2 separate regions of the Homo sapiens genome follow, and region 2 is linked to region 1. The links are chromatin loops, found by intact Hi-C in ENCODE. Cell type or tissue: gastrocnemius medialis. All regions are shown on one strand. Each heading gives the region's core, and the rest is flanking DNA. Links, peaks and the distances in the headings are about the cores only.

The links. Hi-C counts contacts between places; a loop is a spot of excess contacts. Peaks named below come from ENCODE experiments on the same cell type or tissue, not always from the same donor. Only the 100,000 strongest peaks of a DNase experiment are listed, where the experiment ranks them.
Region 2: a loop joins it to region 1, with 2.4 times the contacts of the local background. A loop is called at or near these places in 2 of 110 quality-filtered maps.

The regions. Positions count from the first base shown.
Region 1 is chr4:151,526,086-151,543,107 of GRCh38, reverse strand. The region is part of intron 3 of FHIP1A (FHF complex subunit HOOK interacting protein 1A); the gene reads right to left. Among named protein-coding and RNA genes, the nearest start is that of FHIP1A, 130 kb to the right of the region's middle. In gastrocnemius medialis, for the core only: no CTCF peak of the experiment used is centred there; a DNase peak (open chromatin) is centred at 8,744; H3K27ac peaks cover 3,626 bases.
Region 2 is chr4:151,635,320-151,639,319 of GRCh38, reverse strand. FHIP1A (FHF complex subunit HOOK interacting protein 1A) reads right to left here. Exons shown (of 14, transcript NM_001109977.3): 9 at 564-643. Among named protein-coding and RNA genes, the nearest start is that of GATB, 120 kb to the left of the region's middle. In gastrocnemius medialis, for the core only: no CTCF peak of the experiment used is centred there; no DNase peak of the experiment used is centred there; H3K27ac peaks cover 126 bases.

The DNA of each region.
Region 1 (17,022 bases), core at 6,757-10,756:
TAAGAGCTAAACAAATTCACATAGGAAAGAGTTTCAGAACAGTGTCTATCTGACACATAGTAGCAATACATAAGTGCTAACATAATTATTAGAAGGGCATTTTAGGCAACATAATAACAATAGTAGTTCACCCTTTTGCTAAATTCTTACTGTGTCAGATACATAACACAACTCACACCTCAGAAGTATATGAAGGATGGGCTAGCATTATGCCCAATTTATAGATGAGAAATCTAAGGCACAGAGAGGTTGCCTTCCTGAGGTAAGTGGCTGAACCAGCATTTGATCTCAAGCAAATCTGCTCCCCCATGCTCTTAACCATGGTGCCATGCTGTAGGGAGCGGAAAACAAGCTTATTTCCCCCAGGGAAGACAACTGACTTTTGAGGAGCAGGAACTGCCACTGACAGAGTTCATGGAACCGAGTAATGACAGCCAGGCAAGGGAGTCAGGGGCCAGTTCATGAGGCAACTGGGAGCTCATAAAGAATTCTGAGCATAGTTATTGTAGGACAAAAGAGGGATGTAAGGAAATGAGTCTGGCAGATAAACATGGGATAAGTTGGCATGAGGCAAACGAGGCTGTTGAGAGAGAGAGAGAATACTGCAGGTAAAGCAGGTAGTACAGTGATGAGGGACTAAGCCAGGTGATAGCAAAGAGAATATAGAGTGGGACAAATCAAAACAACTTTGAAGGGAAAATTAAGAGAGCTTACAAATACTTAATACTGGGAATAAAAAAAAGCAGGGGATGTGGAGGGGACAAGTCACATTCCACCAAGGGCTGGACAAAAAAAGTTTCCATGTATTTTGATTTCCTTAAATGTTGTTTTGTGCAATTACTTATTTTTAAAGCATTGTTTAAAAACCTAACCAAGAGCAGCACAAAACAGAGCACCACACACACAACACTGTGTTGTAGAAAAAACTGGGTTCTCGTCACACAACCAGGAAAAGTTAGCCACACACACACTTTGAAGGGTGAAGGGGAACAGAATTTACTGGGCAAAAAAGAAAAAAAAGAAAACCTCTCAACAAAGTGAGAGAGGTTCCTCTTAACAGGAAAGGAGAGGCCAGGCTCCTCCCCACTGCAAATGGTGTGAACTTCCCAAGGCTCCAACCCATCCTCCCAGTGCACAGGCCAGTCAGAGATTCTCCAGGGACCCCTTTTTACTTGGCTGTCTCAATTGTACTCTGCATAAGCAATGCTTGATGACCGAAAAGGCGTACTGTAGTAAGTGACAAAAGTGTAATTAGCAAGGAATCATGGAGCATGAACATCTATTGTGTAAAGGAGCAACTATTTACAAAATCAAGATAAAAGAACCCACTAATGGCTACTACCGACAGAGCCCAGGTCTGATAACATCTCCCAGCATAAAGGCACACTGATTTACCCCTTGTTTTAAAGAAGCAGCCAGAGCTTGCCAACAAAAATATGTGATTGATCTAATTAGCTCACTGAACTGAGGAAAACAGTGTGCCAAAATCATGTGTACTCACAGATTACTCCTTCCAGGACAAAGCAGTGTTGCATAAAAGCCTATCCTTCAACTTAAACGTCACACTCATTAAAAGGGACGAAACCCAGCAGTACTTGGCATGCAGGAGCTTAATGAATATTATTGGATGTTGATGACACAGACATGAGTCTCAAAAGAATGAGCTCTCGTGATGGAAAAGAGAAAGAAACATAAAGGACTGTAAAAATGTATATGCAGTGGCTAAACTCCAATTACCAGCTCAGGCCAGGCAATTTTACTCCATTATGCCTGCATTAACATTCCCACTCTCAACTTAATGCTTTATTAACCTAACTGATAATGTCCCTCTTCACTCAGGGTTATTAGCAAATACAAGTCTGTTGAGACTGGCAAACCAGTTCATTCATTCAACAAATATTCCTGGGTACTTACCATCACAGGTAATAAACAATGATCTCTAGTCTTTTTGTTACTAATGCAAGAGAGGGTCTAAAAACTAGTGTAGCATATCTTAAAAAAAGTCCTTAATGGGAAGAGATGAACACCCTAGAGAAAAGTAACAACACTAGCTTCATCAAGTAGTCTGCTGATGACTCACTGGTTAGCTTTAGGAGGTACGTACATACTCAAAAAGCACGAGGATATTATTCTACTGTGTCTCACTCATGGACTGGAGCCAAAGTCAAGATAAGGAAAATTTTTATGTAGTTGTTTATCCAAGTTGTCTTGTCTGTTCTACCTTCAACATCACTGCCTCGGGGGAACATTGGACCAGGAAGCCATAGAAGCTCATGCTCCTGGAGCCCTGAGAAGTCTGGGAATAACCTAAGCAGCAAAGCAGCTGCCTGACTCAGGAGAGCAAAACACACCCAGAAAATACAATGGGAGCAGAACAAAGATTTGGCCATATAAGCTGACTGTTAATATTTTTTATTTTCTAAACTTATTTTTACCACTAGGATTTTATATAAGAAACTCTTTATCAGTTCATGTCTGAAGTAAGGATAGTTTATTATACCCAATTTTACTGCTGTAGAGTATTCTGAACACCTTTGAGCTTAAAAATGAATCACTTTATATTGAATAAGCACCACTTAATGAGAAATTTTTCACAGGAAGATAAAATGTCGATTTTACCATTTTATGAAATGTATACTTACTTATATTTAAGTATTTGAAAAGCTAAAACTAGGTAGAACTAAGGTATAAAGTGAAAGGATCAAACTTAAAAAAATATATGAGGTATTTCTGGATAGTCCGCTTTTGAAAGCACTGTTTTCTGTAAAAAGAGATCCTCTTCCCAAGTTGGCTGCAGGCTAGTCTTGGTCAACTACTCTATTTTATTAGCAATATAGCTCTGTGGGATGGAACTACAGAAACTCTATTGCAACTGGGATGATGGTTTGTAGATTAAGAGAAAATACCATTTAAGGTACATAATCATTTTAAAAAATGACACATATGTTCCTATCTTAAATATTTAATCATGAAACTTAAAAAAGCAAATTTATTTGCCAGCATTTTCACATAGGCCAAGGCTATTTCTTTAAGTACAGGTCTGCTGATTGAAGGTCAAAGTTGTCTTTCTTGCATAAACCTAACTTCCCATTTAGGTTACTTGAAGTTGAGAAGAACCTCAGTATGAATCAATTCAGTGCAGAATCCTTCCATATTTTAAACATCTTTGCCAATCATTTAGAGTTCTCTCTTCCACATCCAATTTGACACCAATATCTTATGGCAAGTTGCCTTTAGTCTTTCCAATTAATTCAACTTCATCAAAATAAACAATTTCCTTTTCACACACATATTTCATCAGTATACTTGTTATTTAATGAAACTATGTAATTACTGTAACAATGCACACAACTCAGCAGTGGGAGGAAATGTTTGGAACCTTGAGCACACATGGGAAATAGCCTACCAGACAGGGCACTCAGCAGGGAGTGGGCATGAGAGTCAATGTACTTTCCAGAGAGAATGGAAAGCACTGGTAAACCAGGGAACCACATAGATTGGTTAAGAGAACGTCCACTGTATTTTTTTTTTTTTTTTTTTTTTTTAGACAGAGTCTCCCTCTGCCACCCAGGCTGGAGTGCAATGGTGAGATCTCAGCTCACTGCAACCTCCGCCTCCCAGTTTCAAGCTATTCTCCCGCCCCAGCCTTCCTAATAGCTGGGATTAGAGGCACCCACCATCATGCCCGGCTAATTTTTTATTTTCACCACGTTGGCCAGGCTAGTCTTGAACTCCTGACCTCAGATGATCCACCTGCCTCAGCCTCCCAAAGCGCTGGGATTACAGGTGTGAGCCACTGTGCCTGGCCACGTCTACTGTACTATAAAAAGAAGTCAGTTGTATTCTCAAAAGCTAGTCTCTAACTTAAAACAGTAACTTTAATCATGGTTATTCTTGCTTAAAAAAGTATCAGTTAAGTCTCTCAGAGAGGGAATATCTGTGGCTTTCTGCCACATCCTTTGGGGGAGAAGTGCTACAGAGTCATCGTTTTTGAAAAAGGAAGCATATACTGCTATCTATATAGCCTAAGGTTATCCCCAGAGTTTAATTTGCAATATTTACACTGGACAATAATCCCTAATAGAACGGCTGGTAGAAAAAATACTGGCCTTGAGCAGCACACTTACAAGAAAATTGACAAAGAGATTTGCAAATTTATATTCTCCCTCCCAACCTCACCTAAAGACACTGCTCCATACCTATGTAAAACTATTACAAATTGGCAGCCAGAATACTGAATCCAGCCCACAGATTTATGTTTTATTTTCATCTGGAGACCTTTGAATATAACATTCATGCTCTAGTTTGTCATAGAACTCATCACATTCTATGGTCTCACATCCGCCTGACCCCAGTGTGCATGCCACTGAGCCAGCTAGATACACAGTTCCGCCATAACTTGACTCTGTATAGAAAGTTTGGTTAGTTTCTGGCAACACCAGAAGTGTTCTTAGAGAGGAGGTATGCGCTTTTGCAGAAGTACCCAACCACATCTCTAAAGAAAGACTAGAGAGCTCACTTACCATGGAGAAATAGTAATGGCTCAAGGTAACTATTCAAAAACTTTAGCATTCCTAAGAACCATGTGGGAATCTTTCTGAAATGCAATTCCTAGGGCCCTATCCCTTCAGATTCTGATTTGGAAGGTCTGGGAATGGAAATCCAGGAATCTGCATTTTAAAAAGTACTTCAGGTGACAGGACAGATGCAAGAGGTGAAATAATAAAAATGTTAACAACTATGAGCAGTTACCAGGCCCTATACCAAGCACTTTACATGTAACAACTTAATCCTGGAACAACGCTATAAAATGGGTACTATTATTATTATCCTCATTCTACAACTGAAGAAATTGATGAAAGGAGAGATTAAGAAACATGCCTGTGCTTATACAACTAGTAAGGGGAAGAGCCAGGATGAAAAACCAGGCCATGAGGTTAAAGAGTTCACCCTCAACCATCTCCTTATACTCCACTACTACTATGGTCTAAGGGAACGTTCTCAACATGAAATACAAACCCCTCAAAGTTTGCTGCTTCTGACTCAGTTAAAGTCATTTATCCCTTACCCATGAATCCCCACTGTCACATTCACCACCATCCTTCCTGGTCAGGATGAAGAGTTCTTTTACATGTTACAATTACAGAAATTGTGGAAGAATTGGCAAAAGAGGCTATGACTGGGATGAATGCCAAGACTCAGATGCCCCTATTCTGAAGCAGGATTGCAACATTTCAGAAAAGCTCTGACAGCCTGAAATAAAAGAGAGCTGTACCATTCTCCAGCTAAAGATATGAAAAAGGAAAAAACAATAGTCTAGTTGTTAACAAAACAAAGGATATTCCAACCCAATTTCTAACACAGTTACCTCAAGCTGCAAAATTATGACCAATGTTAGAGGGTCTCTAAGGGATGAGTCAAAAGTCCATACCAGCTAGGAAAAGAGTTCTTAGACTTGACACCACAAGCACAATCTGTAAAAGAAAAAACTGATGAATTGAACATCATCAAAACTTAAAACTTTTGCTCTATGAAAGCCCATGTGAAGAAGATGAAAAGGTAAACTACAGACTGGCAAAAATATCTGCAAACCACATACTTGAAAAAGGACTAGTGTCTAAAATATTAAACTCTCAAAACTCAACAGTAAAAAATTAGAAAAGGGGCAAAAGACATGAACAGAGATAATTCTGAGGAAATACAGAAGGCAAACAAGCACATGAAAAAAGTTCAACATTACTAGCTATTAGGGAAATGCAAATTAAAACCACAAAGATATATTACTGCATATCTATCAGCATGGCTTAAATTAAAAACAGTGAAAATAGTAAATGTCAGAAAAGATGCAGAGATACTAGATCACTTGCTGGTAAGAGTTTAAAGTGGTATAGTCACTCTGGAAAACATTTGGCAGTTTCTTAACTAAACATGGGCTGGGACAATGGCTCACACCTGTGATCCCAGCACTTTGGGAGGCTGAGGAGGGAGGATCACATAAGCCCAGGAGTTCAAGGCCAGCCTGGGCAAAATGGTGAAACTCTGTCTCTACCAGAAAAAATAAAAATAATTAGCTGGGTTAGTGGTGACCACCTGTAGTCCCAGCTACTCAGGAAGCTGAAGTGGGAGGATCGCTTGAGACTGGGAAGTCAAAGCTGCAGTGAGTCGTGTTCATGCCACTGTACTCCAGCCTGGGCAACGGAGTAAGACACTGTCAAAAAAACAAAAAAATAAAGAATAAAAAAGCAAACATGTAACTACTGTTCAATCCAGCAACTGACCTGCTGGGCATTAATCCCAGAGAAAGGAAAACTTATGTTAACACAAAAACCCGTATACAAATGTTCATAGTAGTTTTATTTCTAAGAGCCAAAAACCAGAATCAGCTGAGATATCCTTCAATAGGTAAATGATTAAACAAACTGTGGTACATCTATACCATGAAATACCACTCAGCAATAAAAAGTAATGAACTATTGATACCAACAACAGCTTGAATGACTCTGCAGGGAATTATGCTGAGCGAAAAAAGCCAATCTCAAATAGTTTCATCCTGTATGATTCCACCTATATAACATTTTTTAACGATAAAATTTTAGAAATGGAGGATAGATTTGTGGTTGCTAGGGATGATGTATGGGAAAATGGGGGCAGGGAGGGCAGGAGGGAAGTGGTGTGATTATAAGAGGGCAATAGAAGGGACCCACATAGTGTTGGAACTATTCAATATGTTGACTTTGGTGGTAGATATACAAACTTACACAGATGGCAAACTTTGTAGAATGTAATGCGGGCACACACAAAGAGCACAAGTAAAACTAAGGAAGATGTGTGAACTGTATCAATGTCAATAGCCTGGTTATGGCATTATGCCATAGTTTTGTAAACTGTTACCACTGGGGGAAACTGGGCAAAGTGTAGGAAGGATCTCTCTGTATAATTATTACAACAGCATGTGAATCTACAATTATCCCAATAAACATTTTTATTGGGGGGAAAAAAAAGTTCATGTTCTCAAGTGTGAACTCAGACAGTGCATTCTTTCACCGGGAATATAAAATGGCCCACTCTTTCCAGAAGGCATTTGGCAATGCTACCAAAAGTGAGAAACTCACATAACCTTTTATCCAACAATTCCATTTTTAGAGTATTAACTGTAACGAACAAATTGTAATGTGTTGAAAATTAAGGGACAAAAGCATTTATTCAGCAATGGCTTTTATACTTAAAGACTAGAAACAACTAAATGTGGTACATACACACTATGAAGTTCTACCTAGTCATCAAAATAATCTTTTGGAATTAAACAGTGAACCTGGAATGATAGTCAAGATACATTCAGTTGTTCCACAAATATTTATTCAATTCCTTCTACAGGCCAGGCACTATTCTTGCACTGGGAGTTTTAACAAATGCCAAATAAGGTATGATCCCAATGTTTCATTAAACTGTACAGTCTGAATGATTGTTAGTAAGTAAATAGGTGAGAAAGAACTAAACACACATTTCTGTGTGTGTAGTTACAAATACACATATAAGTATGGACATACATACACATATGCACATAGATATACACATAGATATGTATATATAGTGTAAATTCCAGAAGGACATAACTGGAAATGTCAATAATGGTTCCTTCTGGAAAGTGGGATTGTGTATGTTTAGTTTTGTTTATCTGTATATTCTAAATTCCTATAATTACTAAGTATAACTAGATTGATTTTTTAATTATTGGAGGAAAAAAGACTGGTCCCCAGAGAGTGCCATTTTATGACATATTTGGCATTAAATGGGTTTATTTAACCAATCTGCTCGTGGCTGGGTATTTAGTTTGCTTTTAGGTTTTCAGTGTCATAAACACTGTGCAAGGAATTTCCTTTATTTTTCCCTTTGAGACAGGGTCTTGCTCTGTTGCCCAGGCTGGAGTGCAGTGGCACAATCACAGCTCACTGCAGCTTTGATTTCCGGGGCTCAAGCAATCCTCTCCACCTCAGCCTTCCATATAGCTGGTACTACAGGTGTGCACCACCACACCCGGCTGATTTTTTTACTTTTTGTAGAGACAGTCTCCTTACGCTGTCCAGGCTGGTCTTGAACTCCTAGGCTCAAGAGATCCTCCTGCCTCAGCTTCCCAAGTGCTGGAATTACAGGTGTGAGCCATGATGCCCAGCCAAGGAACATTCTTTTAACTAAGCATTTGAACATACCCATGATTTTGTCCTTCAATTAGAATCCCAGAAGTGGAAACATCAGCTCAAAGAGTAGGAATATCTGAAGGCTTTTGATGTAAACGGACTCCTCAAAAGTTGTACTGCTTTAAACTCCAATAACTAGTGATCCATTTTCTCCATGCTCACTAATGCTGCTAATCAACACTGAGGATTAACTTGTTCTTGGATTCTCTAGAATTTCACTTTTGGGGGAAAAAATTATTTTAACAGCAGATAAATACACTATAATTACTTGGTTGTCAGTTAAATTTGAAAATATAATTTGTCAATTTTACTTTAATTGCAGAATTTTGACAGACCCACTAAGATAAACAAAAAATCATCTCTGCAGAACTCTATATTTAATTCAATGATCTTTATTTAGATAACCATTGTGGATTCATATCTGACATCTCTAAATCTTCAGCTTACAGAGATCAGCCTCCCCAACAAGAACTCCCAAGCTAAGGACAGAGGTGGCCTTTTTATAGTAACTACCTCATAGGAGCAATATGGGGAAAGGTGACACAATAGAAGCTCCATGTGCCTCCACGGACATATTAAATGGTTCCCAGATGTTGTTTACTATTAGTGTTTCTATTATAAGTAACATACCTTTAACATAACATAGTGAGAACTTAAATAGCTGCTATTTCAATCCTCTTTTCATTTTACAGATGAGAAAACTGGAGTTTGCAAAGGTGGGCCTCAAATTCAGGTTTCCTTAACGCCAGTCTGATACTCTTTATCTAACACTATTTTGTCTTTTGGTAGGTTTTCTATGGACAGACTGAAAGCTAGAGACACCTTAATTCTCACAATTACACTAATCAGAGCAATCTACAATTTGAGATTTAAGTCTACATGCTCAAAATATACTTCATTTACAGATATCTGCCTGGTTAATAATAATTCTCTAAAGCAGATATTTTAAGTTGCAGGCTAAAAGCAAATGGGTTTATATCTGCCTCAGAAGATGATGAATGATTGATTACAAATCTCTACTCTGATACAGGGTTTCTGATTGCATTAGACACAGGCATGAAGACTAATTAAAAATGCTCATATATTCATCACGGTTGATTGTGCATAATCCACTGCTGAAAGTACAAGTGCAGCACCTTCTCTAAAATGACAGAGGAAACAGATGAATTTCCACTCAGAACTCCCGGAGGCTACCTGTCTTGAATTCAGGGTAAATGGGCTTTCCCTAATAACCTAAATCACAAACAGAATGATAGTTAAAAAACCCTACACCAAATTTTACTATTCTATCTGAACAGGGGCTGGCTAGGCCTGGTCACATGTTATGTGATCAATAAATAATTACAGATGGATTGGTAAACAGTTCTATAGGCATACTCTACAAATTTTCAAAACTAATTTTTCTAGATGCCTACAAAATTGGAAGTCACAATTATGTGTTACAATGAGCCAAAGGAAATATATCCTTTTTTTGTTTGTTTGTTTGTTTGTTTGTTTTGAGACAGGGCCTCGATCTGTTTCCTAGGCTGGAGTGTAGTGGCACAATCACAACTCACTGCAGCCTCAACCTCCTGGACTCAAGCAATCCTCCCGCCTAGGTGCCCCCCAACCCCGACCACCAGCCCAGTAGCTGGGACCACAGGCATGCACCACCATGCTCAGCTAATTTTTTAAAATTTTTGTAAAGACAGGGTCTTGCCACGTCAACCAGGCTGGGGAAATAAATCCTACATACCACCAAAAACACTCCTTAAACTGACTCCCTTATATACATGCTCCAGCCCTAGAGTGGGTAGCTAGTACAGATCTCTCTCCACAGCTAAAGGGCTACAATTATTATCTGACAGTCGAGTGTTGCACTCACCTGCAAAAACATCAATAAGGTTGATATGGTTTGGCTGTGCCCCCAAACTTCAACTTGAATTGAATCTCCCAGAATTCCCACGTGTTGTGGGAGGGACCCAGGGAGAGGTAATTGAATCATGGGGGCAAGGCTTTCCCATGCTATTCTCGTGACAGTGAATAAGTCTCACAAGATCTGGTGGGTTTATCAGGGGTTTCCGCTTTTGCTTCTTCATTTTCTCTTGCTGCTGCCATGTAAGAAGTCCCTTTCACCTCCCGCCATGACTCTAAGGCCTCCCCAGCCATGTGGAACTCTAAGTCCAATTAAACCTATTTTTCTTCCCAGTCTCAGTATGTCTTCTCCTACTATCTGTTCTCCTATTATCTGTTTCTCCTATTCCTCAGGAAATGTCTGTCCTCTCCCTGACTCCACCGCCATCCCAGAAAGCACCCCCCACCAAGTTCCTCTTTGATCTGATTCAGGAGTTAGAATCCTTACCTAGCTTTAGGACATAAGGATGGCACTCACTGTGTTGCCTGAAAGTGCCCCAGTACTAAAGGAGCATACGCTAACCTTCCTCCAGGAGGCTCTTGTGGCACCTCTGGATGTCTGTAATGAGAGTGGCCATGAGGGTAGAAAAAGAAAGAGTACCTTGTCCATGAAAACTGCACAACAGAGTGTGTGTTTGGAGGACTGGCTTAAAACTCAAAATCCTGTTGAATGAAGATACTTGAGGTACTAGCTTTTGACCCACTTAATGTACAAAGGATCTGGCAAATGAAAGTAGATTAGAAATTACACAATCTGTGTAAATAGCAAGAAAAAGATTTATGAAATTCAACACAGCAACTATAAACCTAAGGTGGAAAGGGGAAAAATAATGAAGACTCTGAGCTTGAAAATCATCCCAGTTTCGCAATGACAAAACCAAAAAAACGATATAGACCAAACAACAGCAGAGCTGTCATGTAGCTACTCAACTTCTGCTTTTAAAAAAATAATCAAATAGCAGCATTGAAATATGCGATGCCACGTATCCACATACTCTACATTTCTTCCATATAAAATGCTACTGAGCAAAACTTACCTTTTTTATTTTGTAACTTTCTTTTACATTCCTTATATATTTCTGTGTTGATTTTTTAAATTCTTGCCTTCTTTACCTCATTCTCTTCTTCATATACTTCTTTTTGGGCCCTGGAGATCCAGATTCTGACTTAGGCTCTGTCCTTGTAGATACCAATGTAATTTACGTAAGTGGCATGCATTGCACATAAATTTATTCAGTAAATTCTACTCTGTACCAGGACCAGTGCTAGGTACAAGGAAGACAACAGTGAACAAGTCAAACATGGTTCCTCTCTTTATGGAGCTTAGATATGAAATCAACAGTCTCTTTCAGTTCTCAGAGAACTCTTCTTCTCCCTCCCTCATGGAATGAACTTCATCTTTTTCATTTACATTATTAATCACCTTTAACACTCCCATAACAGTCTGTCTCATATGAAAATTTTACTTTCTAACAGAGATTCGGCCAGACTGGTTCATAAGGCAAAAAAAAAAAAGAAGAAAAAAGAAAATGCGGTACAGGGATTCTACAAAAATCAAGGCCTTGAAAAAATACGCACAGTAGTGTTGTTTTAGATGAACACAGAATGTGTGTAAATGTTATAGGAAAAACTGGGCAGGGGAGAGGAGGAGAAAGCACAGAAGGCCCCTCCACCTCAACAATTGGAACCTGATCCAATGAAAGTGTGGTCACTTGGTCATTCAGTCCTGATTGCTTAATGAAAGTGTGCAAATCAGCAGATATTATGCCTGAACGTTCCAAATGTCCCTAATTATGACCAAGCAGATGAAGGCCTTAAAAATCACACTTCACCCTATTTGAAAGGGTTGCTGGCACATCATTAATTAAAATACCTCAGCTCCCAAATACATTAGAAGCATGATAATTATCTTCATACAAAATGTGCTTTAAAACACTTGAAATACTTCAAACTCTAGGGTGACAACAGAATATAAACAAAAAGACCATGCATTAAGGCTCCTGTCCATTACTGTGTTGCTGCAGACAAAGTTAACAGCTCCCCACTTTGGGAATAAGAAGCATTGACAGCCCTAGAAAGAAATGTGGCAATTATCCTGATTATTATTATAATAATATTAGCACCACGTAACTTTTCTTGAGACATTACCATATGCCATGCACTATGCTAAGTGTTTTTGTACCTGCCCCAAGCTCAGAGAGACTGAGTAACTTGCCAAAGGTCACCCAGCCAGAATGTTTCAGAGCAGAGAATTAAATTCAGGTCTGTCTGGCTGCTCCAAAATCTATACTGTTTGTTAGTCACTACAACGCCACCAAAGAGGCCATGTCAAAAGAGGGGAGGAGGCAGGAAAGAGAAGGAGTTGACAATTGCAAACGTTTTCCCAGAGTTCATTTACAAGATTAAAAATGGTCAAAACCACAGAAGTTGAATGTTGAACCACTAGAGAAGCCCAAACAGAATTCCAAAGATTCCCTAAACAGGTTACAGAAAACTTGCCTTCTCTTCCAAGACTGGTAAAATTTGAACAAAAAGAAATGGCAAATCTGTAGCATGAGGAAAGAGTGATTCATCAGGAAGGTACCTAACTGAGGAGAGGCAGTGGAGCCACATGGGTACCCACTTTCATCTAGTTACCCAACCAATATGAATCGTATGCCTACCATGTGCCAGGTGCCTACCTACTGCCCTGGTCTCGGGCCTCCATGTGCTTGAGGGCAACCATAAAACCCTAAAGGAGGAAAACAACCTGTGTACAGAACCTGTGAAGGGCAAATGAGCAGGACTGACAGGATCTACTTCAGGAATGCTCAGTTCTAGTGTTCTCCAACTCAGGAGGAGACTTCTCAATTGAAGAACCACCCCCACTCCAATCCTGAATTTAGTTGTACTATAGTGAGGACAGTATTGACTCCAGAGCATTGAGTTCGAACGACTTATTTTCAATAAACGCAAACTCAGAATCTTTCTTAGAAGGCATTTTCCTAAAGATGAAAACATAGGACACTACTCTGGTTGTGTGACACTAGGGAAAACAGTTCTGAAATTTTACAGCCTCTCCAAGAATAAGAAAGGGCCAGTACTGTTCGTGAAGTTTCAATATGGCCCCACCTCATCTTTGAAAAACTCAAAATTGAAAAACATGCCATGGCCTACTGGAGTCAAATAAATCTGGCTTCAAATCACAGTTTTGCTACTTACTAAGTCTGTAACTTTAAGCAAAGTACTTAACCTCTTTTGGCTCCAATTTCCTCAGTTTCAAAATGGGGATAACCTCCATCCTTCTAGAATCTTATGGACACGAGTGTACTCTTCACCCCAGCTGTGATGCATTCCCTGCCCACAGCCCCCACAAAGGGCACAGGTTATGTTGCCAACCACTGCTCGGGGGCAGCCTTAGACATGATTTCCTGTACCAAAACATACACACACCATCAACCTGCTAGTCACAGGGAATGGAACCTGACAGAATGAGTGATGGGAACCTGATTTAGAAGCAAACAATCCCTAGGCTGGCCTTTAACCTATGATGTGCTCTAATGTCAGAGATAATCATGAATTAGCTCAGCCTTTCAAATTATCCTGGGGATTTGAACTAGGAGGTAAAGCTAGATGGCAGCAGGCAGCAAAGCAGGTAAATCTGAGACACAAGGGCAACTCAGAGAGTAGCAGGCTACAATAACGGCGGACTCCCAGAATGACAGTCCACAATCCCTCAGCCTTTTGATTCCAGCCTCTTAGGTGACTAGCTCTCCTCAGCCCTTGCCCTTCCTGAAGCCTAGCTATTCCTTTTTCCTAGGATCTAACAGTAAGCTTCCCACTACCTGAGGTCACAGGAGGGTATCTCTATTCTTTGCAACCAGAGATAAAGTAGGTGGGGAGCCTACACCCACCTGTGAAAGAGGCCATGAGGAGGCAGAAAGCCATTTACCAAGCTGCTTTGTTGGACTTCACTGAAAAGACCGGGAGGGAGAAATGACATGACCCATCTAACTGAGAAGGGCTCAAGATGCCTCTCACAGAGACAGGCTACCAGAGGAAGCAACCAGAGGGCAGGTGGAGGGTAGAACACCCCAGTTACAATAAGTATAGGATAACTTTAAGAAGTTCCATGAAGTGAAACACCAAATAAAGTCCAGAAGCTCTCATACTTTTGCCACAATTTGTAGCCTCAGCTGAAGGGGGGGAAAATATTATTCTAACACTTCTTAAGACTGAAACAAAGCCAAATGTTGCTGGTTTTCTCCTTGAGATAAGGTTCCATTAAGGAATGAAAAAAGAAAGACTATTCAACACCCTCCAAACAAAAACCAAACGACAACAGTGAAAAAACCTAAAAGCAAAGTTTCCCTCTGCTCCCCCATCCAAATACATAATTTAAAAAATGACAGTCAAAATAACAAGCAGTATCAATCCTGCAGGAGCCATTACATGAAGCCTTACCCAATGCTCACCTCCTCCTAGCCTGGCCTCCAATCCTATGCCAGCTTTTCTGGAGCACCTTTGGGGTCCCTTTCCATGTATCATTTATTTTATTACCTAGCTTCCAACCAAAATTTGTTCCACTTCGTGTTTTCTGGTTTAAATAAATGAGTTCTATATTTCGACAGAACGGACAATGGGTTTCAGCAGATACCCATGATGTACATTTCATAGCTATCTACTTCAGCGCCTTTCTCAAATTTGCATATAACAGAAAATTTGTTTACCATAGATTTTAAAGAGGCAGTAGAGGAGCACTACTGCATAAATCAAAGCTGGGAGTGAAACAGGGGTACTCTAACAGGCCAAGGCATAATTTATCCAGATTTATTTTTCGTCAGACCACTACTCAACTGGCCATGAAAATTACTGTTCCTATTAGCTCTTCCTTCAGTCACCAAAAGAACCAAGCAGCTGCTGTATTGACAAAGTATTCACTTCTCACAGAGGTGGGGAGAAGCAGAAAAACTCAGATCTGAAGCCACTGGCCTGGGTCCATTCAATAAGCTATGAGAAATACCTGAGATAACGCTTGGGCTTCTGTTTGGAGCTACACGGTTTTTATTCTACTCTCTCACTGTACAAAATTCAATACCTTCCTGGCATTGAGTGGCAATAGCCCAAGGTGATAAGCAGTGAATCACAACCAACTTCATTGAGTGGTTTTTTGCAGCCTATAAATAAAATCAGAATCTTTGAAGCTAGTAAACCTTGTGAGGTCTGAGTATCTCAAGGTTATTCATTTCTGAACCTCTCTGGAAAGAGTATAAACACAATCAAAAGAACTATGGTTTATGATTCACAGAATTTCTTCATGCACAGAAATTCACCTTTTAATTATCAGAGCATTATACTGAAGCATTGCAGACCTTTAACTTCTCAGCCCCTGTGTTACCAATAAAAATAATAACAATAATAAAGTCAATTTTCCAGCAGTTAAGAAGTACAAAGGTGCCCTCTCCCTCTCCCTCTCCCTCTCTCTCTCGCTCTCGCTCTCCCCACGGTCTCCCTCTCCCTCTCTTTAAACGGTCTCCCTCTGATGCCGAGCCGAAGCTGGACGGTACTGCTGCCATCTCGGCTCACTGCAACCTCCCTGCCTGATTCTCCTGCCTCAGCCTGCCGAGTGCCTGCGACTGCAGGTGTGCGCCGCCACGCCTGACTGGTTTTCATATTTTTTTGGTGGAGACGGGGTTTCGCTGTGTTGGCCGGGCTGGTCTCCAGCTCCTAACCGCGAGTGATCTGCCAGCCTCGGCCTCCCGAGGTGCCGGGATTGCAGACGGAGTCTCGTTCACTCAGTGCTCAATGGTGCCCAGGCTGGAGTGCAGTGGCGTGATCTCGGCTCGCTACAACCTCCACCTCCCAGCAGCCTGCCTTGGCCTCCCAGGGTGCCGAGATTGCAGCCTCTGCCCGGCCGCCACCCCGTCTGGGAAGTGAGGAGCGTCTCTGCCCGGCCGCCCATCGTCTGGGATGTGAGGAGCCCCTCTGCCTGGCTGCCCAGTCTGGAAAGTGAGGAGTGTCTCTGCCCGGCCGCCATCCCATCTAGGAAGTGAGGAGCACCTCTTCCCAGCCGCCATCCCATCTGGGAAGTGAGGAGCGTCTCTGCCCGGCCGCCCATTGTCTGAGATGTGGGGAGCGCCTCTGCCCTGCCGCCCCGTCCGGGATGTGAGGAGCGTCTCTGCCCGGCCGCCCCATCTGAGAGGTGAGGAGACCCTCTGCCCGGCAACCGCCCCGTCTGAGAAGTGAAGAGCCCCTCCGCCCGGCAGCCGCCCCATCTGAGAAGTGAGGAGCCCCTCCGCCCAGCAGCCGCCCCGTCTGGGAAGTGAGGAGCGTCTCCGCCCGGCAGCCACCTCGTCCGGGAGGGAGGAGGGGGGGTCAGCCCCCCGCCCGGCCAGCCGCCCCGTCCGGGAGGGAGGTGGGGGGATCAGCCCCTCGCCCGGCCAGCCGCCCCGTCCGGGAGGTGAGGGGCGCCTCTGCCCGGCCGCCCCTACTGGGAAGTGAGTAGCCCCTCTGCCTGGCCGGCCGCCCCGTCCGGGAGGGAGGTGGGGGGGTCAGCCCCCCGCCCGGCCAGCCGCCTCATCCGGGAGGGAGGTGGGGGGGTCAGCCCCCCGCCCGGCCAGCCACCCCGGTCCGGGAGGGAGGTGGGGGGGTCAGCCCCCCGCCCGGCCAGCCGCCTCGTCTGGGAGGTGAGGGGCGCCTCTGCCCGGCCGCCCCTACTGGGAAGTGAGGAGCTCCTCTGCCCGGCCACCACCCCGTCTGGGAGGTGTACCCAACAGCTCATTGAGAATGGGCCATGATGACAATGGCGGTTTTGTGGAATAGAAAGGGGGGAAGGGTGGGGAAGAGATTGAGAAATCGGATGGTTGCCGTGTCTGTGTGGAAAGAGGTAGACATGGGAGACTTTTCATTTTGTTCTGTACTATGAAAAATTCTTCTGCCTTGGGATCCTGTTGAA
Region 2 (4,000 bases), core at 1-4,000, 100 kb before region 1:
AAACCTTTCCCACCTGTACTTCCGTCCAAAGGACAAACCTTTGCTACCTTTCAGTTCACAGCAAATACTCATCAAATTTTTACTGAATTTAACTGAAATATACTCACAGATCAGAGAGAATACACTGTGTGTATCATTATCAAAGCAAAAATCATAGAAATTATATATCAAAAGCACTTTATATTTGGAACACTTGCTTTTAATAGCAAAAGTCCCCTATAAATGCACTTCAGGAGAAAGACATTCAGCCACAGACCAGAATAGCTTTTATAATACTTCTGAACATTTTCAAGCATTCTATCTATAATTTCCAGGAGCATATTTACAATATAATGCATATGGCCCTCTAAAAACTTTTAATAGTACAAATAAAATTAACCTTGGGAAACAATGCAAAAAATAAATTAATGTTCGTGATAATTTTCTTCCTTAGATGCTTGGCGCCTTTTTAGCTTATACAACCAAAGTAATATAAAGTATATAAATAACAAAGTATATGAATATAAAGTAATATAAAGTATAAAGTGAATTTTTCTTTAAAGGAAACAAAAAAGGCAACTCACCTTAGAACTAGCTGTAACATCACATCTTCACAATGTAAACCAATGAGAGTTCTGAATAATGCCAGAGACACCACACAAAGCTGGGAAGCAAGAGACACACATTCTAGTTCAGATGTTGGAACGATAACTCTACTCCCCACAGATAGTAAATAAATCAGAATTACAAAATATAATGGCCTTTTTTTTTTTTTAGCAGTTTTGATAAAAAGCATGCTGCTGCCAGGGAGAATGTGTATTCAGGATATCAATTCTCCTATAGGATTTGATTAGAAAGCCAGTGTCTGGAATTATGCCACTGTGCAGAATTATCTTCCTACAAAAATGTCTGGGCTCATATTTCCAACTTTTAAAGATCCAGACAGATAAACATTCTACCTACAATTCTCCAATTCTCTCTCTCTCTCTCACATACACACACACACACACACACACACACACACAATCTCCTATTTAGGTAATTTGTTTTCCTGAGTTATTTTCAAATATGCCATTAGTTATTTACAAGACAGGGCTTGCAGAAAATTGCATATAACCTAGCCAAGTCTCCCTTCAGAGTTCTTAGCCTCAAGCTCAGCTCCTCTCTTGGCTTTGGGGCATTTTCCTTGGTTCCATTTCCCATTGTGCTGAGGGTGAGATAATGTTCTTTTCTAAAAAGTTCTTTAAAACACAAGAATTCTATCAATCACTGATTTCCAAAAAGAGAAGGTAAACTGCCAAACAGGGGAGATACCCAAAGGTGTATTGTAAAATCTTTGTACCCTTTTGAGAGTAAGCTTTTAACAATCATACTGGCCCATTTAAGTAATTTTAAGCTCTCATTCTTTGTACAGGAGAATAAATGCTAGTCTGTCTTCTAGGCAGGTTGGGCTTAAAATCTGGCCAATGAAATCTACAACAATGCTGTAAAGAAAGAGCTGTACTTAGCCTAACTCAAAACATCTCTTATCCTCAGGGCAGGTCATATACTTGTCGTTAGCTAGAAGCAACATACTCTGTTCCCATTCCAAGTCTTTGCACACGTGGTTCCATTAAATGCAATGCCTTTTCCTGACTCCCCCATGGGCTAACTCCTATCTATTCTCAAAGTCTTAGCTTAGGCATCGCCTCCCTTAAGAAACCTTTCTGTTCTGTCTCACAATATTACCATCCAACACTTCCTTTCCCCAGCTCAGTTAGGTTTCCTTCTTATCCATTGCCACAGTAACCCCTGCAAATCACTGTTAATTTATCAGATTGCATAGTAACCCCTACCGCTCACTGTTAAGGGTGAGCAGCAGGGTGTATTTATCTTTTTATTATTGAGTTGTAGGAGTTGTTTATTCTGTGTACAAGTATCTTATCAGATATATGATTTGCAAAACTTTCCTACCATTCTGTGAATTGTCTTTTCAAGTTCCTGCTGTTGTCCCTTGAAGGCAAAAGTTTTTAATTTTGATAATTTCCAATTTATCAATTTTTTCATTTGTTGTTGTTCATGCTTTTGGTGTCATATCTAAGAAAACACTGTCAAGGCTACAAGGATTTACTCCTATGATTTCTTCTAAGAGTTTTATAGTTTTAGCTCTTACATTTAGGTCTTTGGTCCATTTTGAGTTAATTTTTGTATATGGCATGAGGTGTGGATTCAGCCTTATTATTTTGCACATGGATATCCAATTGTCTCAGCACCATTTGTTAAAAAGACTATTCTTTCTCCCACTGAGTGGTCTTGAAATCTTGTTGAAAATTAATTGACCATGGATATATGAGTTTATTTCTGGATTTTCAATTCTGTTCCACTGGTCTGTATGTCTATCCTGCACCACACTGCTTTGATTACTGTAGCTTTGTAGAAAGTTTTGAAACCAGGTACGGTGAGTCCTCCAACTTGTTTCTTCAAGTTTGTTTTGACTATTCTGGGTCCACTGCATTTCCATATGAATTTTAGAGTCAGCTTATCTATTTCAACAAATAGGCCAGATAGGAGTTTTATAGAAAAGCATTGAAACTGTAGATCGATTTGTGGAGTATTCCTATATTAACAATATTAAGTCTTCTGGTCTATGAACATTGGGTGTTTTCCCTTTTATTTAGGTCTTCTTTAATTTAAACAATGTTTTATAGTTTTTGCAGCACAAGTTTTGCACTTCTTTTGTAAAAATTTATTCATATTTTATTCTTTTGATGTTATTGTAAATTGATTTTTGTACATTAATCTTGTATCTGCAACCTTACTAGACTCATTCATTCTAACAATTTTAGTGCATTCCTTAGTTTTTTACATACAAGAGCATGTCATCTACAAATACTGATTATTTTACTTTTAATATAAATGCATTTATTTCATTTTCTTATTGAATTGCCCTGGCTAGAACTAAGTACCATCTTGAATAGAATTGAGGAGAGAAGATATCTTACCTTCTTCCTTATCTTAGTGAAAAACATTCTTCACTATTAAGTATAATGTTAGCTCTGACTTTTTCATAGATGCCCTTTATCAGATTGCTAGGAAGTTCCCCTCTATTTCTAATTTGTTGAGTATGCTGTTGATAATCATGATGTTTTCCTTTATCTTGATATGATGTATTACATTAATTGATTTTCAGACTTTAAACCAGCTTTACAATCCTAGTTTGATATATCCCACTTGATCATAGTGTATAATCCTTTCTATTTATTCTAGATTTCATTTGCTAGTGTTTTATTGAGAACTGGGGAGCCCATATTCATAGTAGATGTTAGTGTAGAGTTTTCCCGTGGTGTCTTTGTTTAGTTTTGGAATCAGAATAACACTGGCTTCATAGAATGAGTTGAGATGTATTTCCTCCTCTTCTAATTTTTGAAAGAGTCTGTGAAGAATCTGTATTAATTATTCATTTTTTAAATTGATAAAGAACACATAAATAAAATTTAACGTCTTAATGATTTTTAAGCATACAAATCACTAGTGGTAACTATATTCACATTGTTATGCAACAGATCTCTAAAACATTTACATTTTGCAAAACTGAAACTCAGTAACCACCGAACAACTCCCCATTTTCCCTACCACCTAGCTCCTGGAAACCATCATTTTACCCTCTGTTTCTTTAAGTTTGACTATTTTAGATCCCTTACATGAGTGGAATCCTACAGTTTGTCTTTTTGTGACTGGCTTACTTCACTTCGCATAATACCCTCAAAGATCATCCGTGTTGTAGCATATGACAAGATTTCCTTCTTTTTTTTAAGGTTGAATAACATTCCATTCCATTGTATATATATAACATACTCTCTTATCCATTCATCCATCAATGGACAATCTAGGTTGCTTCAACCTCTTGGCTATTGTGAATGATGCTGCAATGAACATGGGTGTACAAATATCTGTTCAAGATCGTGCTTTAAATTCTTTTAGATATATACCCAGAAGTGGGATTGCTGGATAATGTACTAAACCTATGTTTAATTTCTTGGGA